Linked DNA regions of Homo sapiens: region 1 is linked to region 2. The links are chromatin contacts, found by Hi-C or POLR2A ChIA-PET in ENCODE. All regions are on one chromosome and are shown on one strand. The core of a region is the stretch at or near the end of the contact, and the rest is flanking DNA. Distances in the headings are between cores, read along the strand shown.

Region 1 (5,985 bases), core at 1,586-4,085, 190 kb after region 2:
GCACTTTGGGAGGCCAAGGCGGGTGGATCACCTGAGGTCAGGAGCTTGAGACCAGCCTTGCCAACATGGTGAAACCCCGTCTCTACTAAAAATACAAAAGTAGCTGGGTGTGGTAGTGCATGCCTATAATCCCAGCTACTTGGGGAGGCTACAGCAGGAGAACTGATCAGTTGAACCTGGGAGGTGGAGGTTGCAGTGAGCCGAGATCACGTCACTGCACTCCAGCCCGGACAACCAGAGCAAAACTCCGTCTCAAAAAAAAAAAAGTTACTGGTACATTTTTCCTTCCTCCTGCCTTCCACTGCCACCATCTGAGGTTAGCTTCCTTCTCTCAGTACTTATTCCTTCCTTCATATTGATGTCAAAGTATAAAGGACTCGGGTGAATACAGAACCAAGGAATTTAACAAAAAGATACAGGGTAGTACTTGAACATACAGAAGAGTGGTTGGCAAGTTGGTTATACCAAAAAGCAAAATCAGAGAGGTAAGCTAAACCTAAGAACAATAGGCAGGGCATGTACTATGAATTACAAGGTAACAGTAGAGATGGCAGGGAACTAGAGAACAAGCTAGAAGATTTTGGGGAAAAGGTTTGAAAAACCAAGCCAAAAAATCTAACCAACAAGTTGGAAGGAACTAGATAAACAAAGACTGAGTAGGAAGCATGGATGGATTGCCAGTAGTAAAAATAGAGCTTAATAGTGAAATTATCTCCTTCTGAACAAAGAAAGAATTTATTTCTTATATGGCACCAGAACTGGCATCTCCAAGTGAAGACATCAGAAGTCAGGAAGTTAATATAGCCTCATTTTGTAACCATCACTTTATCAAGTAACTAGTTGATATATATGGGTAAGATAAGTGTAATAAAAGAAAGCTGGCTGGGCGCGGTGGCTCACGCCTGTAATCACAGCACTTTGGGAGGCCAAGGCAGGTGGTTTACCTGAGGTCAGGAGTTCAAGACCAGCCTAGACAACATGGTGAAATCCCGTCTCTACTTACAACACAAAAAATTAGCCAGGCATGGTGGTGGACACCTATAATCCCAGCTGCTTCGGAGACTGAGACAGGAGAATCGCTTGAACTTGGGAGGCAGAGGTTGCAGTGATCTGAGATCGCACCACTGCACTCCAGCCTGGGCGACAGAGCAAGACTCTGTCTCCAAAAAAATAAAATAATAAATGAAAGCTAAAATTATAAAACACTGTCAAGGTTTTATGAGAATAATGGTTGATAAGCTTCTGAACTACCAAAAAGGTCTAAAAAGGCCAAATATAAAAATATAAATACTAAAATCAAATCAAATCAAATACAAAAATATAAATACCAAATCAAACCAAAGAACTGAAGTATATGTCAGAGTAGCACTTAGATTAATAAAGTATTAATTAAAACAATTTCATGTTTTATTTTAAAAATTTGATTTTATTTATATCAAATCTTTTTTTTTTTAATTCCTAAAGCTGAATTGAATCTGTAGTTTTTAAGAATCATGTTCCAGCTGGGCGCAGTGGCTCGCGCCTGTAATCCTAGCACTTTGGGAGGCCAAGGCAGGCAGATCACCTGGCGTCAGGAGTTTGAGACCAACCTGGCCAATATGGTGAAACCCTGTCTCCACTAAAACTACAAAAATTAGCCGGGTATGGTGGCGGGAGCCTGTAAATCCAGCTACTTGAGAGGGTGAGGCAGGAGAATCGCTTGAACCTGGGAGGCAGAGGTTGCAGTGAGCTGAGATTGTGCCACTGCACTCCAGCCTGGGCAACAGAGGGAAACTCCATCTCAAAAAAAAAAAAAAAAAAAAAAAAAAAGAATCATGTTCCTAGCCTTACCTTGTTCCTCCACCATCAATTGAGAGAATTCGGATTCCTCTCCCTTTCACTGGATCCACATAGCCAATTAGGGCCAAAATTTCTCTAACTGCAGCCTGAAGAGTTTCATCCTTAATTTGTCTCAGTCGTAATAAATATGGAATAATTCTTTCCTATATTGAGAGAAAAGATACTTTGTTGCTTTTGTCAAATCAAGACTGAAAATGTATGATTATTATTAACCAATACATGCAGTTCACCACATGACAACCAAGGTGACAGTGTTCATTACTTTCTCAGTAATCTTATAAGACAGATTAGTTTTTGATATATTAATGTCAATTTTCTAGATTACATTTGTTCTAATATTGAGGACAAAAATTAACCAATATTCAAAAGTTTTCATTAAAAGATGTAATACTTAACTAGAGAAAATATAATTTATAGAAATTTACAAATTATTATAACAAAAGGTTAACATTATAAATTTTGTATAATATTTAGTCCAAATCCTGAGATTAAGAGGCTAAAACTGATTCACAGTAACTACTAGAAGTTAAACTGTTATTAAAAAGAAATAATGAACCATCTTGTATACATTGCATATGGGATTCAAGGTTGCCTCATAAAAGAATACAAACAAATGTTAACAAAGGTAACTGAGGTGAGAAGGTAAAAGCAGGCCACTACAATTAAATAATCAGTTTAAATAAACCTGAGACTTCAAGATTCTAAGCACTCAACATCATATTGTTGATCACAGACAAGAGCTTAAATCCTAGAGTTCTATGTTGCTTACCAAAGATTCTCTAGCTTCTGTACACAGAAGCATCTTACATAGTCAGTACCGCAGGTTTAATGGAATGGCTGAGTGGCAGCTATAATTCTGCTGTGCAACCTTCTGTAAATCAAACAATTTTCCTAGGTATCACTCATTTTGTTTCTTTTTTATGATCAATCAACCTGAAATACTCTAAATTCTTTCTCAATATTTTTTCCCCTAATATTGAGCTGTGAGGCCCCACTAGAGGAACTTGAGCAATGGTGGAGAATAATGCAAATTTCCATTTCCGGTTAAGATGAAATACTCTGTTACAGATCAACGCTCACATCAACAACAAGAAAATCTTGATGAAATACAAGAAAAGTACCATCTGTTTAAAGGCATCAGACAGAGAGCTGCTGAAGCAACAAGAACAGATGGAGCCAAGAATCTGGAGAAGGAGTAATTGCTAGGAAGTGAGCTGGTAAACTATAGCTTTTCTTCCCTTGAGGCATTTGCTGATTCCAGGAAAAAGTAAAGGACCAAAAAAGTGAGTCTGACTCAGACAGAGGGCCCCAAATAAAGGACAGAGAAACCAGCTGATCGTTTAGCATCTAAGGGGTTTGGAGTGAAAAAAATGGAAGACCTGAAGGGCTTCAAACACATGGTTGGCTTTACCTCAAGACATTTGCTGAATTCTAAAATCATGAGGTGTGGAAGGCAAAAGGTAAGCCGAAGACCTCTGAAAATCAGAGTGGAAGGCTTTGTATTCTTGAGATTTTAGGACCCAATGAGATGGTGGTTAAGTGAACACACCCTGGAAGAATATGCCCAAAAATCAGGGCAAACTAGAGGTCTTACCCAAACTGTAATACAGCCTTGATCCAGATTTGACCCTAACTGAATTAAGGCTATCAGGGCTCCACTCAAATGCCAAACAGAAGAACAAATAAACCCCAGAAAAAGATATAATTTGATATAATCTAGAGCTTATGCAATTTTTTAAACTTACAATGTCCAGCATCCAGAAAAACTATAACGTATGTGAATCCAGTACCGAATTACAAAAACCAAGAATTGATGTTCATATTAGAATTACCACAAAAACATGTTGAAATAAAAATAACAAAATAAAATTATCAAAATATATCAGATACCTATGAATTAGTTAAATAAAATCATTCCAATGGAAGATGTAAAAGACACCCAACACTGAAAATTTTTAAAACACAGGAGGAAAATAAAGATGACCCGAATAATTGAAAAAATATGCCATATGTCATGGCTTGGAAACTCAACAAAGACCCAATTCACCCTAAATTGTTCCACATATTCACTGCAATCCCACCATGTTTTTCTCTTTTAAAAATTTTTTTGTAGATAAGGTGATTCTAAAATTCATATAGAAATATAACATGTCAAGAATAGCCATGCCAACAACATTGAGAAGAACAAGGTTGGAGGATTTATACTACCTAGGTTTATACAGCTGCAAAAATTGAGCCAGTGCACTATCAGCACAACCACACACAAATATACCAGTGGAACAAAATACTGTGTCTGGCTGGGCATGGTGACTCACGCCTGTAATCCCAGCACTTTGGGAAGCCGAGGTGGGTGGATCACCTGAGGTTGGGAGTTCGAGACCAGCCTGACCAACATGGGGAAACCCCATCTCTACTAAAAATACAAAACTAGCTGGGCATGGTGGTGCATGCCTGTAATCCCAGCTACTAGGGAGGCTGAGGCAGGAGAATCATTTTAACCTGGGAGGCAGAGGTTGTGGTGAGCCAAGATTGCACATTGCACTCCAGCCTGGGCAACAAGAGCGAAACTCCATCTCAAAAAATACATAAATGAAAAATACTGTGTCTAGAAACAGATCCATATATACATCTCATTTATGATAAAGGTCTTTTCAATAAATGGTGCTGAGTCAACTGGATAAGTGTATTTTTTAAAAGTCAGGACTTCTGACACACACCACACAACCAAATCTATTCTAGATGAATACTAGATAGAAGAGTAAAAGGCAAAGCAAGGTTTCAGAAGAAAACACAAGAAAATTTATATATATATATATATATATATATATATATATATATATATATATATATATATTTTTTTTTTTTTTTTTTTTTTTTTTTTTGAGACGGAGTCTCACTCTGTTGCCAGGCTGGAGTGCAGCGGCGTGATCTCAGCTCACCGCAACCTCCGCCTCCCAGGTTCAAGCCATTCTCCTGCCTCAGCCTCCCAAGTAGCTGGAACTACAGGCGCACGCCACCAAGCCCAGCTAATTTTTGTATTTTTAGTAGAGACGAGGTTTCACCACGTTGGCCAGGATGGTCTTGATCGCTTGATCTCGTGATCTGCCCACCTCAGCCTCCCGAAGTGCTAGGATTAGAGGCCTGAGCCACGGCGCCTGGCCAAAAATACTTTTATGACTTTAGGATAGGCAAAGATTTCTTAAACAGGACACAAAATACTAACTATAAAGAAAAGTATTTATAAATTGGACAAAATTAAGAATATCTGTTCATCAAAAAACACAAGAGTGAGAAGGTCAGCCACGGAATAGGAGAACGATTTGTAAGACATACACATACATACCGCACATATGACAAGTGAGTTACAACCGTAATATATTTTTAAAATTCTACAAATAATGAAGAAAAAGTTGGTGAACCCAATGGAAAAATAGGCAAGATCTGGAATAGGTACTTCACAAGGAAGTATAAACATGGCCAATAAACCCTGGAAAAGATGCTGAATATCATAGCTATCAATGAAATAAAAAATTAAAACCATAATTTAGTATCACTTAACACCCAACAAAACTGCTCAAATTAAAAAGATTTAAAAAGGTTGGGCACAGTGGCTCACGGCTGTAATCCCAATACTTTGGGAGGCCGAAGTGGGCAGATTACTTGAGGTCAGGAGTTGGAGACCAGCCTGACCAACAGGGTGAAACCCCGTCTCTACTAAAAAACCAAAAATTAGCAGGGTGTGGTGGTGCGCACCTGTAATCCCAGCTACTCGGGAGGCTGAGGCAGGAGAACTGCTTGAACCCAGGAGGCGGAGGTTGCAGCAAGCCGAGATCGCACCACTGCACTCCAGCCTGGACAACAGAGCGACACTCAGTCTCAAAAAAAAAATTACAAAATAAAGTGTTGGAGAGAAAGTAGAACACAGAGGCCTCATAGAATTCTGGTGAAAGAATAAATTGGCACAAGCACTATGCAAAACCATTTGGCAGTATCTACTAACGTTACAAATATGCTCACTCTGTGAGCAGCAATAGTACTCTTAGGTATATACTCCAAAGAAACGAAGACCTATGTTTTCCAAAAGATATAACCCAGAAGTACTACTACTAAATATTCCCAAACTGCAAACCATCCAAATGTCTAGCA
Region 2 (6,186 bases), core at 2,662-5,161:
TGGCCTCCTGCTCCACACTGGGTTTCATTTTCCTCCTGGGTAGTTCCCTAGATAACCCTCCTGTCAGGATTCGACTCCCTCCAAAAGCAGCCAGGGATGAAATGGCCAGATGCTGGAAGGAAGAGACATGATAAAATACCCGCAGAACCTAGGCACACATGTCTACCTTTGTATAGAGTACCATGTGGACCTGAACACCTGAGGCCTTCCAGTATTCCTGCTGTGTCTCACTTCCAATTGTCCATACTTGGAGTATCTCACCCATTAGGTTATGTTGCACAATTAAAGTTCAATAAATGATGATTCTGGTGATAAGAATGCTGAATACAAAGATCCTAACTCAATGAATAAGGGATGCCATTTATAACTTTCATTTGGAATAAGCTTCCTCTCAGGGTGAGAATTATTTTAATAGAGGTTGTACTTGCTGGGAACAAGAGCCACAGGGCAGTGCCCCTGCCTTTTGGTGGCACTGTTCTGGTCATTTTGGTGAACCTCAAAATTAAAGTCTATGGGTCACGAATCTAGACTTATTTCATCACGAGTTCTGATTCTAATAATCCCAGAAAACAGTTAAGAACTACAAGCCAAAAGTACAGCAAGGAAAAGAAATCAAATCCAGTAAGTATATGCAAGAAGCTATTTGCAAAGGTCACGCATTAGCCCTTTGGTGTATAAATGCTAAGTGCTCTACATTTCATGTACTGGAGTGACTCAGGCAGTTTTTTATTTCCAGTTTCAAACCAGATATTTCTCCCCACTAGGCTACAATGGGAGGAGAGGGGGGAACACATAAAAGTTGCAGGATTCCTTCTACTGACTACTAGCACCAATTATTGCTGCCACAAAAACATAATGCCACTGTTTTCATCATTGTCTCACTATGGCATTATCCTTACCCAGCTATCTCCCAAGAGAAAATGCTGATGTCTTTCTTCAAACACATTTCAACTGCTCTTTCTGAGCCTTCAGAAACAGCTATCAAACTGAGCAGCCCAGAGTGGTGGGAGTGGTGAGAAGGGGGATAAGGTGAGATGTCCAGAGAAAAATGGCTGTGTCCCATAAGAATAATGAGGACAGGATGCAAGAGGCAGAAATGAGATGCCTAATCAATAAAGGCATCTCAATCACGGATGTGAATAAAACTCAGAGATAAATATCAGGAAATGTATAATTTAGCCTCCCTACAGAAATGTTGCACATTGAATTTAATATGCTTCCATCTGACCCCAGGACAGAGAGCACTGCTCAGACTTCATGTGGAAATGGAAAGCTGAGCAGTCGCCTGGGTTGAAAGAACAGAATGTTCTTCACTGCATTGTCATTCAGCTTCCAGGAATGCTGCATTTCAGTGGTAAGTAGTCATTCTGTGAAAAAGTTCATCACGATCACAATAGAGGGACTGTCCAAGTATGCTAATGTTTCAAGAGATGTCACTTAGTTGAAATCTGTGCCTTGCCTTCATGCTATGTCACAATGAAGAGGGAGGAAGTTAATTTGTATAAGAAAAGATTGTTCTAGTTTTCCAGATGACTACATATTGAATCAAACTTTACTGGTATAAAACAATAAAGAGGTAAATATTTTTTACTTGGAGTTAGATCCCTGTCTTGGTTTTTATAAGTTCTAGGCATCCCAGAGTAACTGCTTTATTCATGAGCTTTTAATCTTCAGCTTCATGGGGCAAGTATTCTTTCTGTGGGTGCTGGGTCTTCTTGATTTGACTGGTATCAACTAAACTCAGCCTTAAAATGATCCTGTAGGACAAAATTTTGATAGCTGTCTTTACTGTTAAATTGTATTAAAAATTGGCCAGGCATGGTGGCTCATGCCTGTAATTCCAGTACTTTGTGAGGCCAAGGCAGGCAGATCACTTGAGGCCAGGAGCTCAAGACCAGCCTGGCCAACATGGTGAAACCCTGTCTCTATTAAAAATGCAAAAAGTAGCCAGGCATGTTGGTATGCATCTGTAATTGTAGCTACTCAGGAGGCTGAGGGATGAGAATCACTTGAACCCGGGAGGTGGAGTTTGCAGTGAGCAGAGATCGCGCCATTGCACTGCAACCTGGGTGACAAGTGAGACTCCATCTCAAGAAAGAAATAAATTAAATAAATAAATAGCATTAAAATTGTATAACTATTAGGATTTTGTAATAAAATACAGGTTCACTTTTACAAATCAACTTAATTATAAGATAAAAGTCTTTTTACTCTTACCAGTTTTACTATTATCTATTCAGGATGTAACTACCCTTCTCCTAAGATGTACATATAACTTTAACAACTCGGTATTGTAAAGTCCAAGGGAAAGAACAAATTTCAAGTCATCCACAAAAACAGTCAGTAAATGACTCCAGCACCTTGTCAGGTTATTCTTCATACACAGCTTGCTGCCAAATGGGAACATGCTTTAAGGTGCAGCCTGGGCATTCTTCTTCCTCAGACTCCTTATGGTTACTACTAGGACCAAACTTACACGAATGTGGCCAGCAGAAAACTCATTTTACGAAGTGATTTCAGAGGTATCCTCTCTCCTCACTCTGGTTGATTATCAAAATGCCACCACTAGCAGCCTTGCATTTTAGCTCAAGGTTTTCAATGCAGGTAGAAGACAGATTTCCCAGGGAGAGAATGTACACATTAGGGTTAATGGCAAACGTGAGCAGTTTTTATGTGTGACACTGGATAAGGGCAGACAGAGGGCACTTCCCAAACAGAAGGATGTGGGATGGGCCTGAGAGTTTGCAAACCACAGTCCACAATTCTGGCTGCATGCATTTTTCTGAACATCACAGCATGCCAGTGAATGTGGGAAAAACTACTGAAAACTCTAAGTAGCTACGAAAAAAACTTATTTATTCTAATGTCAGAGGCCAAATACTTGAATAGCCTAGGGACATTCTGAGTATAAGTGTGCTTTAGAATTTTGGGAAGTTTCAGTCAGTCTTTGTGAGGCCAGGGAAACAAATTGGGAAGACTCAGTATTTAGTTTTGACAAGATTCAACCATTCACGAAACCAAAAAATGAGACATTTTAGTGGCTCTCATAGGACCTGACAACTAAAAGCTCTCTTGAGCCAATTAACAAAAGGCTAGCCAGAAAGACCAACAAGAAGTGTGTATTGAGAAAAGAAGAATCGAGCCTTTTCACTTGTTGCTCTAGAAGACAGAGATTTTCAATCGAGTACCCTTCACACGATGGAAGAAAGAAAAAATAATGCATCCAGCCAGAAAAACTCCCTTAGAACTACCTGAGAGTGGGCTAGGAAGTGGGAGAGCACCTGCTGTTGAGCCAAGCGTTTCCACCTTAAAAGGGCACCATGTACTTCCTCACAGTGGCCGCTGTTTTCCCTGCTCACCAGAAAACACCATTTTTACAAATAAACTCCCGCCCTCAGTGTCTTACTACCTTATAGATATCAGACAATATATTATCTACGAAAGAATTTTCCATACCTTACTGCTGATACTAGTATTGTACTGGTAAGCCACCATACTTAATACCATTACTAGTAACTCCTAGTTTCTAACAACTGTAATTTGGTATATGTCCCTGTCAGAATGGATGGTACTTACTATCACATTGCTTTACCTTGCAGGTGTTCTTTATGAAACAAGGACACTTGTAGAGGAGAGGGGTACATAAAAACTATATAAAATAGGTCATTTTGCTTCAACAAAGGGAGCTTTCTCTTAAAAGAGCCATTTGTACAAAATTAAGGCTATTTTGGTGTTGGTCATAATTACCTAACATCAATTTTGCTAGTCTCTGCTAATTTTCACTTTTCAGGGACTGTTCAAGCAGAACAAAATTTGTGCTATTTGATTTACAAAGCAACATTCTTAGTTTCCAGTCTACTAATTTGGGGATTTCTGATGGTATTTTGAAACACTGTAAGAACTAGTCATATGAAGTCAGTTTCAATACAACACAATGGAAGCAAATTCAGCTGAGGCATGAATCATTTCCTTTCAATTACAAAAGGACATCTCAATGGATCAGCCTAAGAATTCTCAGTAACAAGAGACAACATGCTCAAAGGATTTTACTATCTCAAAATCTTGTATACAATCTTCTTTCCTTAACTAAAATCCATGAGTTTATTTGTTAAATGAAATCAACAAGGTAAAGAACTGAATGTCTGAACAATCGTGCTCTCATAATTCCTTAAAAAAGCTATTATTGGTTGAGATACAGTTCTCTGAACTGTGTTCCAGATCTCCAAGTAAGATTATTTTTTCATCAAGTTCAGTACTATAATAGATGGCCTTTCAGAAGGCATCATAGGCCTAACAGGGTCCATTCTAGAGCTGATAATGCTGAATGGCATAAATAAGAATGGGGCGGACAGCGGGGTAGGAAATAAGAAATGGGGAAGGAATTTACAAAGCAGAAATCACATTTCAAAGTAACATTTAAACTTTCAAAGGAGATATTTTTATTCTTTGGACTCCATTGTGAGACAAGAAAAATCACTAATGGATGGTATACCCTCAGGAGACTTTTGATATATTATTGAATCAAAAAGAAAATTATTTTCTTGTAAATGATTCCCTATAATTTTTAATCTTTAGTCCCTTTATAAACATTTTTACTAGCAGTGCTTTGCCTCTGCTCTCTATTTTCTGGGCTTTATGATTCATGATTTACTTAAACAAAAATCTTATTACTATGAAAGGACATGAGGGCTGGTTTACTTCCCTATGTATTTGATCTATCTTCTTTGACATTGGTATGATTAATGTTTTTGCATCTATGTTTCTACTCTCTGTCTTTTATCATACTCTCTGGATTGAAAAGTATTAAATATGGCAATAATATTACATAATCACATTATTTAATATTATAATTCTCATCTTTAACTACGAATTCAAATGTTTTGAGAAGACAAACTCTTACCTTTGAAGAAGCTCTTAAGTTGTTCTTCCTTTTAATTCTTTAAACCAAACGTCTTCTTAGCATTGCTCTGTGGGTTAAAAAATGGGAGAAACGTTAACACGACATTGATTGTCATCAATCACAGCAGAGTGTCAATATATTAACTCCAACTGGCTCTCTTATGGGAAACACAATTAAAGAGAGAGCCCTGCAAGGAAGACAAATCATGACTAGATTTGCCAAAACATATCTCTGCTGGCTTCAATCAAAAGTGACAGCAGAGAAGTGACCAGAACTCTGGTGGACATCCCATTAAAGGATTCCAGCCTAGAGAATCACGTCTGATTCCTCTTTTCAGTTTAGAGGAATAAAGGTGTTTTTGTAATGTATCTATACAGTGTGGATAAAATACTTTGCTATGGGCTTATTATTATTATTATTTAAATTTTTTTATTTGGTAGCATAGAAATTTTTTAGGTTATGTTTGAAAGGCCCCAGGTTTTCAACAAGGGTCATAAAAAGAAGCTGGGAACAACCAAGATTTGAGGAGTGAGTTCCACCTGGGCTGTGACAAAGGCAGAGCAGTGGACAGCTCCCAAGTTCTGCAGTCTCCAACTCTCCTCTCGTCAGCCTCAATGTTTCCTTTGCAAATAGTCCAGCTGAGAATTAGCCAGAGAAAGAGAGGAAGGATGGCGAGTAGAACAATCACAGCTGAGCACATTAAGTTTCATTTTTTAAACAACCAATTCAGTGACACCCAAGGTTTCTAAGGGAGGATTTGTGTCTTTTTGAACTTTGGATTTCTGGAAACAGAAGTCGTACTATCAACCTCTGAAAAACCCTTCAGAGAAGAGAAACAAGTGTCAATTCAGGAACTCTGGACTGCACTCAAATATTAGGACAACTATGAAACACAAAATTATTCCGTTAATAAAAGATGCTTAATAATCTCAGCTGGTTTTGCTTATGTATGTGTTATAAAATATTCCCTGCATTAAGTTGCAAAAAATGTTAATTACATATAAAACCACCCTTAATAGATTTTCATTGCATGTGAAGCAATGATATTTTATCAGGACAAAATATTAATATTGTGGAGGTTTGTGATTTTTCCTTAGAATTGGAACCAATTTTATAGTAATATTGTTTTCACTTTTTAAAAAAAACCCTAGAGTTGTGTAGGAGAGCATCTATAAGAATTTTAAGATATATCTACAATAACAACTCAATTCAGCAAACTTATATTGAGCACTTAATACATATCCGCCAATTCACTGGATAAATCTAAACAAGAAAAAAATAAAATA

What was found. A loop is a pair of places that touch in the nucleus more often than their neighbours do. ChIA-PET counts read pairs that join two places held with the same protein, here RNA polymerase II (POLR2A). Pooled maps may share reads with other maps.
Region 1: a loop to region 2 is called in a pooled map, with 2.2 times the contacts of the local background. The contact joins two enhancer-like sites. A Hi-C loop is called at or near these places in 2 of 37 single-sample maps with no recorded cell type and 4 of 50 pooled maps. POLR2A ChIA-PET finds 5 or more read pairs at or near these places in 1 of 52 experiments (activated CD4-positive, alpha-beta T cell).

The regions. Positions count from the first base shown.
Region 1 is chr7:108,500,661-108,506,645 of GRCh38, forward strand. It overlaps PNPLA8 (patatin like domain 8, phospholipase A2), which reads right to left. Exons shown (of 11, transcript NM_001256007.3): 5 at 1,831-1,982. Among named protein-coding and RNA genes, the nearest start is that of PNPLA8, 22 kb to the right of the region's middle. Within about 2 kb of position 2,836, at least 4 of the 41 ENCODE cell types and tissues checked have a DNase peak (open chromatin) inside an H3K27ac peak, as active enhancers do.
Region 2 is chr7:108,307,765-108,313,950 of GRCh38, forward strand. NRCAM (neuronal cell adhesion molecule) reads right to left here. Exons shown (of 33, transcript NM_001037132.4): 3 at 4,901-4,967. Among named protein-coding and RNA genes, the nearest start is that of NRCAM, 150 kb to the right of the region's middle. RefSeq lists a silencer at 1,181-1,475. Within about 2 kb of position 3,912, at least 3 of the 41 ENCODE cell types and tissues checked have a DNase peak (open chromatin) inside an H3K27ac peak, as active enhancers do.